2 separate regions of the Homo sapiens genome follow, and region 2 is linked to region 1. Evidence: chromatin contacts called from ENCODE POLR2A ChIA-PET data. All regions are on one chromosome and are shown on one strand. Each heading gives the region's core, a stretch centred on a gene start or an enhancer-like site at or near the end of the contact. The rest is flanking DNA. Distances are from core to core; before and after follow the strand shown.

What was found. ChIA-PET counts read pairs that join two places held with the same protein, here RNA polymerase II (POLR2A).
Region 2: POLR2A ChIA-PET joins it to region 1 with 10 read pairs in T-cell. The contact joins two enhancer-like sites. POLR2A ChIA-PET finds 5 or more read pairs at or near these places in 3 of 52 experiments (BJ, T-cell and activated T-cell).

The regions. Positions count from the first base shown.
Region 1 is chr2:27,956,552-27,962,488 of GRCh38, forward strand. The region is part of intron 3 of BABAM2 (BRISC and BRCA1 A complex member 2); the gene reads left to right. Among named protein-coding and RNA genes, the nearest start is that of MIR4263, 37 kb to the right of the region's middle. RefSeq lists a silencer at 3,011-3,305. Within about 2 kb of position 3,865, at least 10 of the 41 ENCODE cell types and tissues checked have a DNase peak (open chromatin) inside an H3K27ac peak, as active enhancers do.
Region 2 is chr2:28,783,189-28,789,282 of GRCh38, forward strand. It overlaps PPP1CB (protein phosphatase 1 catalytic subunit beta), which reads left to right. Exons shown (of 8, transcript NM_002709.3): 5 at 719-790; 6 at 5,470-5,621. Among named protein-coding and RNA genes, the nearest start is that of SPDYA, 25 kb to the right of the region's middle. Within about 2 kb of position 1,508, at least 2 of the 41 ENCODE cell types and tissues checked have a DNase peak (open chromatin) inside an H3K27ac peak, as active enhancers do.

The DNA.
Region 1 (5,937 bases), core at 2,615-5,114:
TATTAAATGAGTGATACAAAGGCACTAAAAGATGATGTCTTATGTGGAAATTCTTAATTGGAAGGACACTAGGTAATTTTGGGAATCTTCCAGTGGGATAAGGAAGTATCTAAAGATTTGAAAAGCAGCAGCATAGTTTCTGCATTAAAGAAAGTAAAAGATAATTATGAAGGTTATATAGAGCAGGTTGACATACATATTTAGAAAGAACTCAGAAAAAGAATCACAAAAGTAGTTTGCCAACATTTGGACTAGTATAGGACTAACCAATTTTGCTTTGTAAAAAACAATTCTTAATAGATCAATTCTTATTACAGAATGATGAGTATAGTACATTGGAAGCAAAAGATAAATTTAATTTATCCCAATTTTAGCAGAGCTTTTGATTCTGTCCTTGGGATGAATCTGATAAGCAAATCATGAAATGATTATTTAGACACAAGATGTGTTGCTCGACAGTATGCCTAAAGTATATCATGACTAAGGAATGAATGCTACTTAATGTTGAAATCAGACGCTTTGGTCATCCCAGTGTAGAGCAAATTGCAAAACTGTTTCTTCTCTGGCTAAAAAAATGTTGGTTATTGTCTTCCTGTTTCTCCTTTTTCTGTTTTCTGCAACATTATCTCACTACACTTGGGTAAAACAAGTGCCAGGCAATTGCAGGGATGACAATCTCCTGTAGAAAGAAAAGGATCCACAATTTTCAAAGTACTTTAATTCATTCATCTATGCACCAGTTACTATTGAGGACCTACTCAGTCCAAATTTTGAAGTACAGTATTTGATGGCCTCCATTTTTTTTGGCACCATCATAATCTTTCCAGCATTCTCTTTACCCCATTTTCTACTAAACCAGATTGCCTTGATAGCCTGTCCTTAAGCTCACTTTTCAACACTATCTGCTATTCTTCAACATTCCTTGAGCACATAATTTGCTTTCTACCCTCTAAGTTTTGCTTCTTTTATCTCTGCCTAGAATTACCATCTCATTATTTCTTTATCTAAGCCTACTCTAGACAGCACTAAGAGTAGACATTTTAAAAAAGAATTCGGTAGAGCATGATTTTAGATGAAAAGGAAGTAGTAAGTTAAGTAAGAGACTGTAGCAGACTGTGTTTTCCAAAGATGGCCACAACAGCATTTCCCATTCCACATGCTCTTCTATACCATGACCTTACCACTCCTCCAGGTATAATTTTCCTCCTCTTGAATCTGGGTGGGCTTGTGATTATTTTGGCCAACAGAATATGATGCTTATTATGCCGTATGACTTTCAAGGCTGGGTCATAAAAGGCAATGAGGCTTTCATCTTACTCTAGCAGGAATACTTTTGCTTGGAGCCCTGCACCACTGCATAAGAAGTCTGTCTATATTGAGGTTGCCATGCTGTCAGGTAGCCAAACTACATGAAGAGGCCACATGTAGGTGCTGCAGTTGTCAGTTTTTATCTTGGAGGTTTCCCAGCCCAGGCATCAGAAATGTCAGTGAAATTGTGTTCGGCCTTTCAAACTGAGCACTACCAGCTGAACACCATTGAGTGATCTCAGTCAATGCTGTGAGGAGCAGAAGAATCACCCAACTACATTCTGCCTATATTTCTAACCCACAGAATCTATGAGCATAAGAAAATGGTTGTTTTAAGCACTGAGTTTGGGGTAGTTTTGTAGGTGGCAGTAGTAATTGGAATGTAGACCCTGAAGAATAGGAGTGGACAAGAGCCTGTAGGAGGGTGGAAGAGATGGGGAGAAGAGCAGAGATATAGAGGTTAAGTCTCCAGAGGGAGAAGGAAAAGACAAAAGGATTAGGAAAGAAATGGGTGAATATTGAGGAGAAAGGGTGAGGAATTCACAACTGATGACAGTAAACAGCATTTAGTTTTTTCAAGAATTCCACTGGCTGCTTTATATATTTTATATATATACATATAAATGTTTATAAATGTATATATATAACATATATACATATACATATATGCATAAACTTATATATGTTTATATATACACACACATATATATGTATATATGTATATTTAGTTTTTTTTTAATTTTTATTTTTTATGAAGTTGAAGTAGAGCTCACCTGCCAAGAGGTAGAAGGTCTACAAAGGCCTGGCTGCTTGGTGGAAAGTATTGAAGATGGTATAGATGACTGACCTTTAGCTTCTTGCCTAACAAATACTCTTGTGAGGAAAGACAGACAGAGGCTTGGCATTTTGTCATTAAGTGTGAGTGGTCTGCCTTCCTTGGGAGAATTTGCACACAGTATACACTATCAGTGTGAAGTACTTTGAGCCCTGCAGAAGAAGGAGAGATGGTTTTTTCCAGAGGAGTGCCTTGGGCTCAATGTGGCTCTGTGTTCGTGAGTTCTGAATCTCAAGATAACTTGAGGAATTTGAATAACCCAAAGCCACTTGTAGTTTTGTGAAATGGAAGGACACCACCTTTAGAGTGGGTACTTAGATTTTAAGTGCTTTCTTGAGAGAAGAAGGCAACAAATCTCCAGTTCTAACTATGAAGCTTTAGAGAGCTTTTGTCCAAATTGAGGACTCAGCATGAGTTGCTAATTGAGTGGCAGAGTTGCTTCTATAAAAGTAAGAATTGTTTTCTGTAGCATCCAGCAATCTGGTCACCAACCACATGCGAGTCAATGTATTGTTTCTGTGAAGGATTACATGCTCCTTGTTTAAATATGGTCCTAAGAGCCTAGGAATCCTGCAAGTTTTAGACAGACAGTTTTCCATTTAGTGACATAAGATACCTAATTAATTGTTGGAATCTTTTAATTAATGTTTCATGAAGAGAGATGCTGGAGAGCCTCATTAAAATACTATTACTGGATAAAAGAACAGTAGTTTCATGACAGGATAACTGTGATATATCCAATCTTTATGTAGTCTAGTCAGAAGATAGAATTTGCTCCTAGGTTATCAGGAGTCTAATATATTTCACTTTTAATCTCTGTCACATGCTTCTATTTCAATATTTCTTAATGTTCTGTTTTTTTTTTTCCTGCTGTGTTGGAGTGACCTTGGCACTTCTGAGATGTTGTGACTTGTGTTTGCTTCTTTCTCTACTTCTTCCCTGAAAACTGCAATACATGTAGATAACTCGCTGTCACAGACACTGCTTGATTTCCTTCTGTCTGACTTGCGTAATTTTCCTGGCAGAGGCACAACTGTCTTTGTCCTTTGTTATCATCAACTTACATTTAAACTATCAGAAAAAATTGCCATTTTGATGCTATTGCTTTTGAAAAACTGCTCATTTTCTTTTGCTTGATTTTTTTTTTTCGTACTTTCAGTGAATGTTGGCTAGAGCTTGTGTGTCTTTAACCGTTTTTACTCTGGTCATAGTTTTATTTTTATTTTTTAGTCTTTTCATTCATTGCTTCTGAAAAGCATTTTTTATGTCTACTTTTGAAGAATTCTGATTGCTTCATCCTAATTTTTCAGCATCTTAATTTTTCATTCATTTCAATAGATTTTTTTCCCCACTTCATCTTCTGTGGATTACTGGACTTGCTTTTGTTCATTGTTAGACTTATTGTTTAGATCTGTCGTGTGTGAACTCAAAGGATCCTTCATACCATTTTTTTTACATCTTTCTTATCCAGTTACTGGGCATTTCAGAGTTATTTGACAGTAGAAAGTATTCAGTTTTTTTCATGAATTCCACAGGCTAATAAACTTGATTTTCACAAAGTTTGTGAAGGCGGGTGGAGTTTTGCACAGACTTCCAAGCACTATTTTGTGGGAGCTAAAGTATAAGGCATAGTCCAAGATTGCCCTTTGTGTGCAAGTTTGATTCTGCTGCTAGTGCTCTGGTTTGTGCCTGTGTGTGCAGTCAGCAAAAGACTCATTGTTAAACAATGAACTCAGAATTCAAAGAAAGATTGGTGTGGTTTTTTTTTTCTCCCCAGCTAGCATTCTGTGGTTATTTCTACTGATTTTTTGGCAAGTGTTGCTTGTCTGTGTCGAGCTGTGCCACATCAGCCTTAAGTTTCTACTTTGCGTAGCTCAGCTAGGAATTAGAAAGAAATATTTACAGTCATATAACATTTCGTATTTTCCAAAGTAGTTTTACTTAAAATGATCTCATTTTAATCTTCCAACAACTTTCTGAGGGCTGGCTGTCTTGCTTTACATATAAGACAGGACCACAGAGCCTAAGTGACTAGCCTGAGGTCAAATAACTGGGAGATCAGGGACCTGGAACTCAAGTCCAGGACTTCTGAGTCCCAAGCCCAATGCTTTTTCCACTTCACATGTTAGGAAATAAATATCATCTTTATTATCATACAATAATAACCTGCTTCTCAGTATTAGTAGATAAGAGCAAATCAACTGCTTATGATGAGAAATAAGGATAAGCAATGGCTTTGCTGAATAGGAAGCAAACACACTATCAGATGCTAATGCCTTCTGCCATACATCAGCTGGGGAAGGTGGTGGTCAGTTGGCATTGGGAAGTAAACTGAAAAACTTCCATTATTGTGTGGCCATCTCTTAGACACTTTAGGAGTAACAACTTGTGGTTGGTTATTTTTTTTTTGTTTCTGAGGACAGAAATCACCTGCAGAAATTGGTGAAGACAGGGTGAGAAGTTAATCAGGCTTATGTGAGACAAAGGCTCAGTTTCAGCTTTGAGATGTAGAGAATAGTCCTAAGTGCTTTATTTTGCTATATGTGTTTTTAAGACAACAGACGGTCCGATCCTCAAACTTACAATGGTTCAACTTAGGATTTTTTCCCTTTGCGGTGGTGCGAAAGTGATACACATTCAGTAGAAACTATGCTTTGAGTACCCATGCAACCATTCTGCTTTTCACTTCCAGTATAGTAGTCAATCAATTACATGAGATAGTCAACACTTTATTATAAAATAGACTTTGTGTTAGATGATTTTGCCTACCTATAAGCTAATGTAAGTGTTCTGAGCACATTTAAGGTAGGCTAGGTTAAGCTATGATGTTCAGTAGGTTATTAAATGCATTTTTTACTTAACAATATTTTCAGCTTATGATGGGCTTACTGGGAGGTAACCCCATTGTAAGTTGAGGAGTATCTGTAGTTAGCATGTGATTGTATCTTCTATGCCTTGACCCAGTAATATGGATTTGTGATTCACTTCTATTACCTGGCCTAATACATCTCTAATTCCCTTAATTATCTTTTTTTTTTTTTTTTTTTTTGAGAGAGAGGGTCTCACTCTGTCACCCAGGCTGGAGTGCAGTGGTGCAATCATAGCTCACCGTAACCTTGACCTCCTAGGCTCAAGTGATCCTCCCATCTCAGCCTCCTGAGTAGCTGGGACTACAGGCATGCACCCCCGCATCTGGCTAATTTTTAAATTTTTTTTGTAGAGATGGGGTCTCACTATGTTGTCCAGGCTGATCGCAAACTCCTGGGCTCAAATGATTATCCTGCCTCAGCCTCCCAAAATAGTGAGATTACAGGCGTGTGCTACCATGCCTGGCCCCCCTTAATTATATCTTTTTGATTCATAAGTTAAACAACAGTTTTGAACTACTTTCTAAAATCATTTGGAAATTTTTGTTTGTTTCTTTTTTTTAAGAAATGAGATCTCACTCTGTGTCACCCAGGCTGGAATGTACTGAATCATAGCTTGCTGCAGCCTCAAACTCCTGGGTTAAAGCAATCCTCCGGCTTCAGCCTCTCAAGTTTCTGGGATTACTGGTGTAAGCCACTGCATCTGGCTAATGTTTTAATTTTTTATGGAGACAGGGCATTGCTTTATTGCCTAGGGTGGTCTCTAACTCCTAGCTTCAAGGGATCCTCCTGGCCTCCCAAAGTGGTGGGATTACAGGTGTGAGCCACTGTGCCTGGTGGTTTTTCTTTAATGTGGGAAATATGAGGGAAGGAAACTTAAAGGTCAAGATAATAAAGTGGACCAGATACGTATAGCTAAACTCTTTG
Region 2 (6,094 bases), core at 258-2,757, 820 kb after region 1:
TTAGGGAACCAAGTGAGGCACTTTCACTTAGAAGTTAAAATGTTTAAGATTAGTGGTAAGAACTGGCAAAAGTGGTAGGAAGGGTTGCAGTTGATTATGTTTCTATGAAGGCCAGGGAATGATTGGAAAAAAGAATGGTAGTTTTTTTTTTCCTTGGGAAGTCTTTTGAAATATAAAGGAATTTCATTTCCCTGGTAGGGAAAAATGGAAAAAAACAATTATAATGCTGTATTATATCAAAGTGGAATTCCTAATAACTCTGTGTTGCCCTTTAAGACATTAAAAGGGGCAGGGCGCGGTGGCCCACGCCTGTAATCTCAGCACTTTGGGAGGCCAAGGTGGTTGGATCATGAGGTCAAGAGATCGAGACCAGCCTGGCCAACATGGTGAAACCCCGTCTCTACTAAAAATACAAAAAATTAGCTGGATGTGGTGGCGCGCGTCTGTAGTCCCAGCTACTCGGGAGACTGAGGCAGGAGAATCGCTCGAACCCGGGAGGTGGAGGTTGCAGTGAGCTGAGATCACGCTACTGCACTGCAGCCTGGGTGACAGAGTAAGATTCTGTCTCGAAAAAAAAAAAAGACGTTAAAAGGAACACTTTTCAGTATCTTTAATTTCACATAGTGAATCTATTTTGATTAAATGCTTTTTATTCGGTGACTGTTAAAATATTAAAATTTTTAGCTGTTAGTACTATGTCTCATCTTTTTATTTATAGGATTGTCACCAGACCTGCAATCTATGGAGCAGATTCGGAGAATTATGAGACCTACTGATGTCCCTGATACAGGTAAGTGTAGAGAGAAGTTTAATTGTTTTGTGTAAAGTGTTTTCATATTTGAACTTGATTACATTTAGTGGAAGTAGGATTGGCTTATGTAATAAATAAAAGAGCTTTTTTCATAGTCAATAAGCCAGCTACAGATTACTTTATTTGCAGTAATACACAATTTTTCACTTTGCACTGATCCTCAAAATGCGGAACCTTTTTATTTATAGTCATAATGTAGTTATTTGATCACAAAAAAGATTTTGCTGTTGAGTCCTTATACCTATTTTTCTAAATTCCCTCATTCATACTAGCATTGGTTATGTTCTTCAAAAATTTGTTAAATTAGACAAAAGTTTTTTAATTAAAATAATCTATTCTTTGCTTCTTAGGCAAGGATACAACTACCTTCTTTTCAAATGTCTAGTAGTTTTTTGTTATTTTCTATGTCCTCTATTTGAAATTTTTAGAGCTTTTTTTCAAGGGGGTGTGGGAGGGATTTCAATCTGTTGCCCAGGCTGGCCTTGAATTCCTAGGCTCAAGCAATCCTCCTGCCTCTTCTGAGTAGCTAGGGGACTCCAGGCATGTGCCATACCTGGCTTAAATTTTTAGAGCTCTTAAGGCTCTAGAGACCTGTGGTCAGTTTTGTGAAAATTACATTGGAAATCTCTGGGAAGGCTGGGAGCAGTGGCACTCACGCCTGTAGTCCCAGCGCTTTGGGAGGCTGAGGTGGGCAGGATCACTTGAGGTCGGGAGTTCCAGACCAGCCTGGCCAACGTGATGAAACCCCATCTCTACTAAAAATAACAAAAATTAGCTGGGCATGGTGGTGCGTTCCTGTAATCCTAGCTACTCAAGAGGCTGAGGCACGAGAATTGCTTGAACCTGGGAGACAGAGGTTGCAGTGAGCCGAGATCACACCACTGCACTCCAGCCTGGGTGACAGAGTGAAACTGTCTCAAAAAAAAAAAAAAAAAGAAAAAAGAAACAACAATCACCACAAAAAATGCTGCTCAGAACTACACATCAACCATTATAAATGGTATAGATCCTCTGATGTCAGTAGCCATGTAATACACTGTATGTTGTAATAAATTGTGTTAGGAGCTTTTTTTTTTTTTTTTTTTTTTTTTTTTGAGACAGAGTCTTGCCCTGTCACCAGGCTGGGGGGCAGTGGTGCAACCTCGGCTCACTGCAAGCTCTGCATCCCGGGTTCAAGTGATTCTTCTGCCTCAGCCTCCCGAGTAGCTGGGACTACAGGCGCCCGCCACCACACCCGGCCAATTTTTTGTATTTTTAGTAGAGATGGGGTTTCACCATGTTGGCCAGGATGGTCTCGATCTCTTGATCTTGTGATCCACCCACCTTGGCCTCCCAAAGTGCTGGGATTACAGGCGTGAGCCACCACACCTGGCCTGTGTTATGAGCTTTTTTACATAACACGACTTGTTGTGTTGATTATTTTTTAAAGTATGCATTTTATCACAGTTTTTGATTGTAATTATAGAATACATTTGACTAAACCTAACAAACTGGTATTTAAATAGTATTTTATTTAAAATGCTGTTTTTAGGCCTGGTGCACTAGTTCATGCTTGTAATTCCAACAGTTTGGGAGGCCAAGGCAGGAAGATCACTTGAGGTGAGGAGTCGAGACCAGCCTGGGCAACATAACACCCATCTCTACAGAGAAAAAAAAAATTTTTTTTTTTAATTAGCCACATGTCGCAGCACCGCGGCTACTCAGGAGGCTGAGGCAGGAGGATCACTTCAGCCTGGGAAGTTGAGGCTGCGGTGACCTGTGATTGTGCTCCTGCATTCTAGCCTGGGTGACACAGTGAGACCCTCTCTTTCAAAAAACACCCAAAGTGCTATTTTTAAAATAAGGTATAATATAAATATGTATTACTGGTCATTCTTCAGAATATCTGTTTATAGTTCAGATGTAAACTGATCTAGTGTGATATGCTAGGCTTCTGTTTTTAGCATGTTTTATTTATTTTAGCGTATTTTAATGAGAAGTTTTCAAGATGCTGAAAACAGTTATTTTGATCTTTGATAGTGTCTGCAACATTCAGAAATTTAATTTATAAGTTAATACATTATTTGAAGCAGCCTAGTTGATTGTGATGCTAGCTCATTAAACAATAAATCTTGACTCTGAAATTCTTTTTGAGACAGAATTTCACTCTTGTCGCCCAGGCTGGAGTGCAATGGCCTGATCTCGGCTCACTGCAACCTCCACCTCCCAGGTTCAAGCAGTTCTCTTGCTTCAGCCTCCCAAGTAGCTAGAATAACAGGTTCCTGCCACTGTGCCCAGCTAATTTTTGTATGTTTAATAGAGACAGGGTTTCACCATGTTGGCCAGGCTGGTCTTGAACTCCTGACCTCTGGTGATCCGCCCACCTCGGCCTCCCAAAGTGCTGGGATTACAGGCGTGAGCCACCATACCTGGCCTGAAATTCTTATCTAGACCCTGTTAAGGTTAAAGAATTCCAGATTGTTGTTGCTACCATTATTTGATTTTTTTAATGCATCCAGAGTGTCATGTTTCCTAAACCTCAAACTCTATTCTAATTTTATACAGTTTTATTGTCTCACTGAAATTATAGATTCTTGAGATCGAGACCATCCTGGCTAACACGGTGAAACCCCATCTCTACTAAAAATTCGCTGGGTGTGGCAGTGGGCGCCTGTAGTCCCAGCTACTCGGGAGGCTGAGGCAGGAGAATGGCATGAACCCGGGAGGTGGAGCTTGCAGTGAGCCGAGATCGTGCCACTGCACTCCAGCCTGGGTAACAGAGCGAGACTCCGTCTCAAAAAAAAAAAAAAAAAAAAAGAAATTATAGATTCTTAATACCTTAGCTTTCTACTGGAAAGAGGCTGGAAAGTATGAAAGCATTATTAAGCACTGGGTGGGTGTATATTTTCGAAGAGTCAGCTTCAACCAGAAAGGGCTTAAGAATTGAGACTGACTATTCCAGTGGATTTTGTGTGCTAGTGAATTTCTTAAAACAACATACAGGGAGCTTGGGATATATCAATGATAGAGATTGAATACATTGCCACTAATTCTACAAATGGTTTTATAATGCCTCTATCAAGATATGATGTACTGTAACTGAAAATGAAGATGCCCTTTCCTCCTAAACCATACTATGATGTTTATGGATTATTTAAAATTCTTAAAACTGACTTAACTCTTTAAAAATTATCTTCTTGGCTGGGCGCGGTGGCTCACACTTGTAATCCCAGCACTCTGGGAGGCCGAAGCGGGCGGATCACGAGGTTAGGAGATCGAGACCATCCTGGCTAACACAGTGAAACCCCATCTCTACTAAAAATACAAAAAATTAGCCGGGCGTGGTAGCGGGCACCTGTAGTCCCAGCTACTCGGGAGGCTGAGGCAGGAGAATGGCGTGAACCCGGGAGGCAGAGTTTGCAGTGAGCAGAGATTGCACCACTGCATCCCAGCCTGGGCAACAGAGCGAGACTCCGTCTCAAAAAAATATATATGTATCTTCTCTTAGCCACTGCAATTCTTAGAAAATCACCATCACCATCTCAACATCCACCCTTCTTTTAATATCACTACAGTTGGACTTTTACCCACTCCGTTACCCTCAATCACCAAGAAACTTGCATTGAGGTCTGATGATTTAATTGTAAGTGGCACATTTTTGGTCTTCGTCCTACTGCCCTTGTTCATGGCACATTTCCTACTTTAGGACGATTGTTTCCCCTTTCGGGATACGTTTACTATACTAAGCCCTTTGTCTTGATCATTCCTTCTCAATACCTAATGTTCATTCTCCCTCATCTACCTGCCTATTAAATGTTTGAATTCCTCAGAATTCATTTGCTGGTCTTCTCACTTTGTATTCCTAAGGTGGTCTGAGTCCCTCTTAAGATTTCCACTACCATTAATATGATGACAATACTCAAGTAAATATTTTTAACCCTGACCTCTTTTCCAGGGCTCCAAACATTACCAAAGTCAAGGATCTGATCTGATTTTGTTCTTCCACATTTAAAAAAAAATCCTCAGGGTCTCAGTAGAAAATGTTTTTTTTTCGCTCAAGTGATCTGTAGATCAAATACAATTCCAGTGAAATCACAATTGAGTTTTTTATGGAATTAGGCAATTGTTTTTAATGTTTATGTGGAAGAACAAAAGATCAAAAAGTAACCAAGACAATCCTGAAAAAAAAATGGAGGATACTAGCCCTACCAAATATAAAGACTTATTAAAAAGCTCTAGTCTGTTATTGGCTCAGGGATAAGTAAAATAGACTAACAGAATAGACTGTGGTGCTCAGAAACAGTGGAACCGTAAGGAAAGGATGAACTGTTGAGGAAATACCACTGGGTTGTTTGGTTATTCATATGGAGAAACTACCCAAAAGATGAACAGCCTTTTCCATGTATTGTTGTGCTGTAAGTGCCATGCACATATTTCCTATATGTGGAAAGGGTTGGAAAGTACTACCTTAAGAGGCCATGGAAGATTATATTTGTATGGTTTGTATGGTTGCTTTAACAAAAGTATAAGTTACATAGGCTGGAATACTTAGGCAAGTGATGGTCATTGTTTAGTAAAAGGTAAGAGGGCAAGAAAGGAACTGAAATTTGATGTAGATGTGCTATATTCTATAAATCTGTAAATTTTGTTCTTAATTGCTGTATTTCTGTCCTTTAAAGGTTTGCTCTGTGATTTGCTATGGTCTGATCCAGATAAGGATGTGCAAGGCTGGGGAGAAAATGATCGTGGTGTTTCCTTTACTTTTGGAGCTGATGTAGTCAGTAAATTTCTGAATCGTCATGATTTAGATTTGATTTGTCGAGCTCATCAGGTATGAAATATAAAACTCTTAAGCTTTTTCTTTTTTCTTTCTTTTTTTTGGGGGCAGACGGAGGGGCAGACAGATTCTTGTTCTGTCACCCAGGCTGGAGTGCAATGGCGCAATCTCTGCTCACTGCAACCTGTGCCTCCCGGGTTCAGGCAGTTCTTGTGCCTCAGCCTCCCAAGTAGCTGGGACGATAGCCGTGTGCCACCACACCTGGACTCTTAAACATTTATTATTTGTTAACTTCACATAAGCCCTCTCATTTTGTTTTGAGGAAACATATCCAAGAAAGCTAAATGAGTTGTACAAGGAAAGCAGTAGGAGAGGTGGCAGAGCCAGTTCCTGGATCTCACACTTAACAATCTAGTGATTTGTTAACCTTTTATCACCCTAAAAGAGGAAATGTTTAGAAATATTTTGGGGCTGGGCATGGTGGCTCACATCTATAATCCCAGCACTTTGGCAAGCTGAGATGGGTG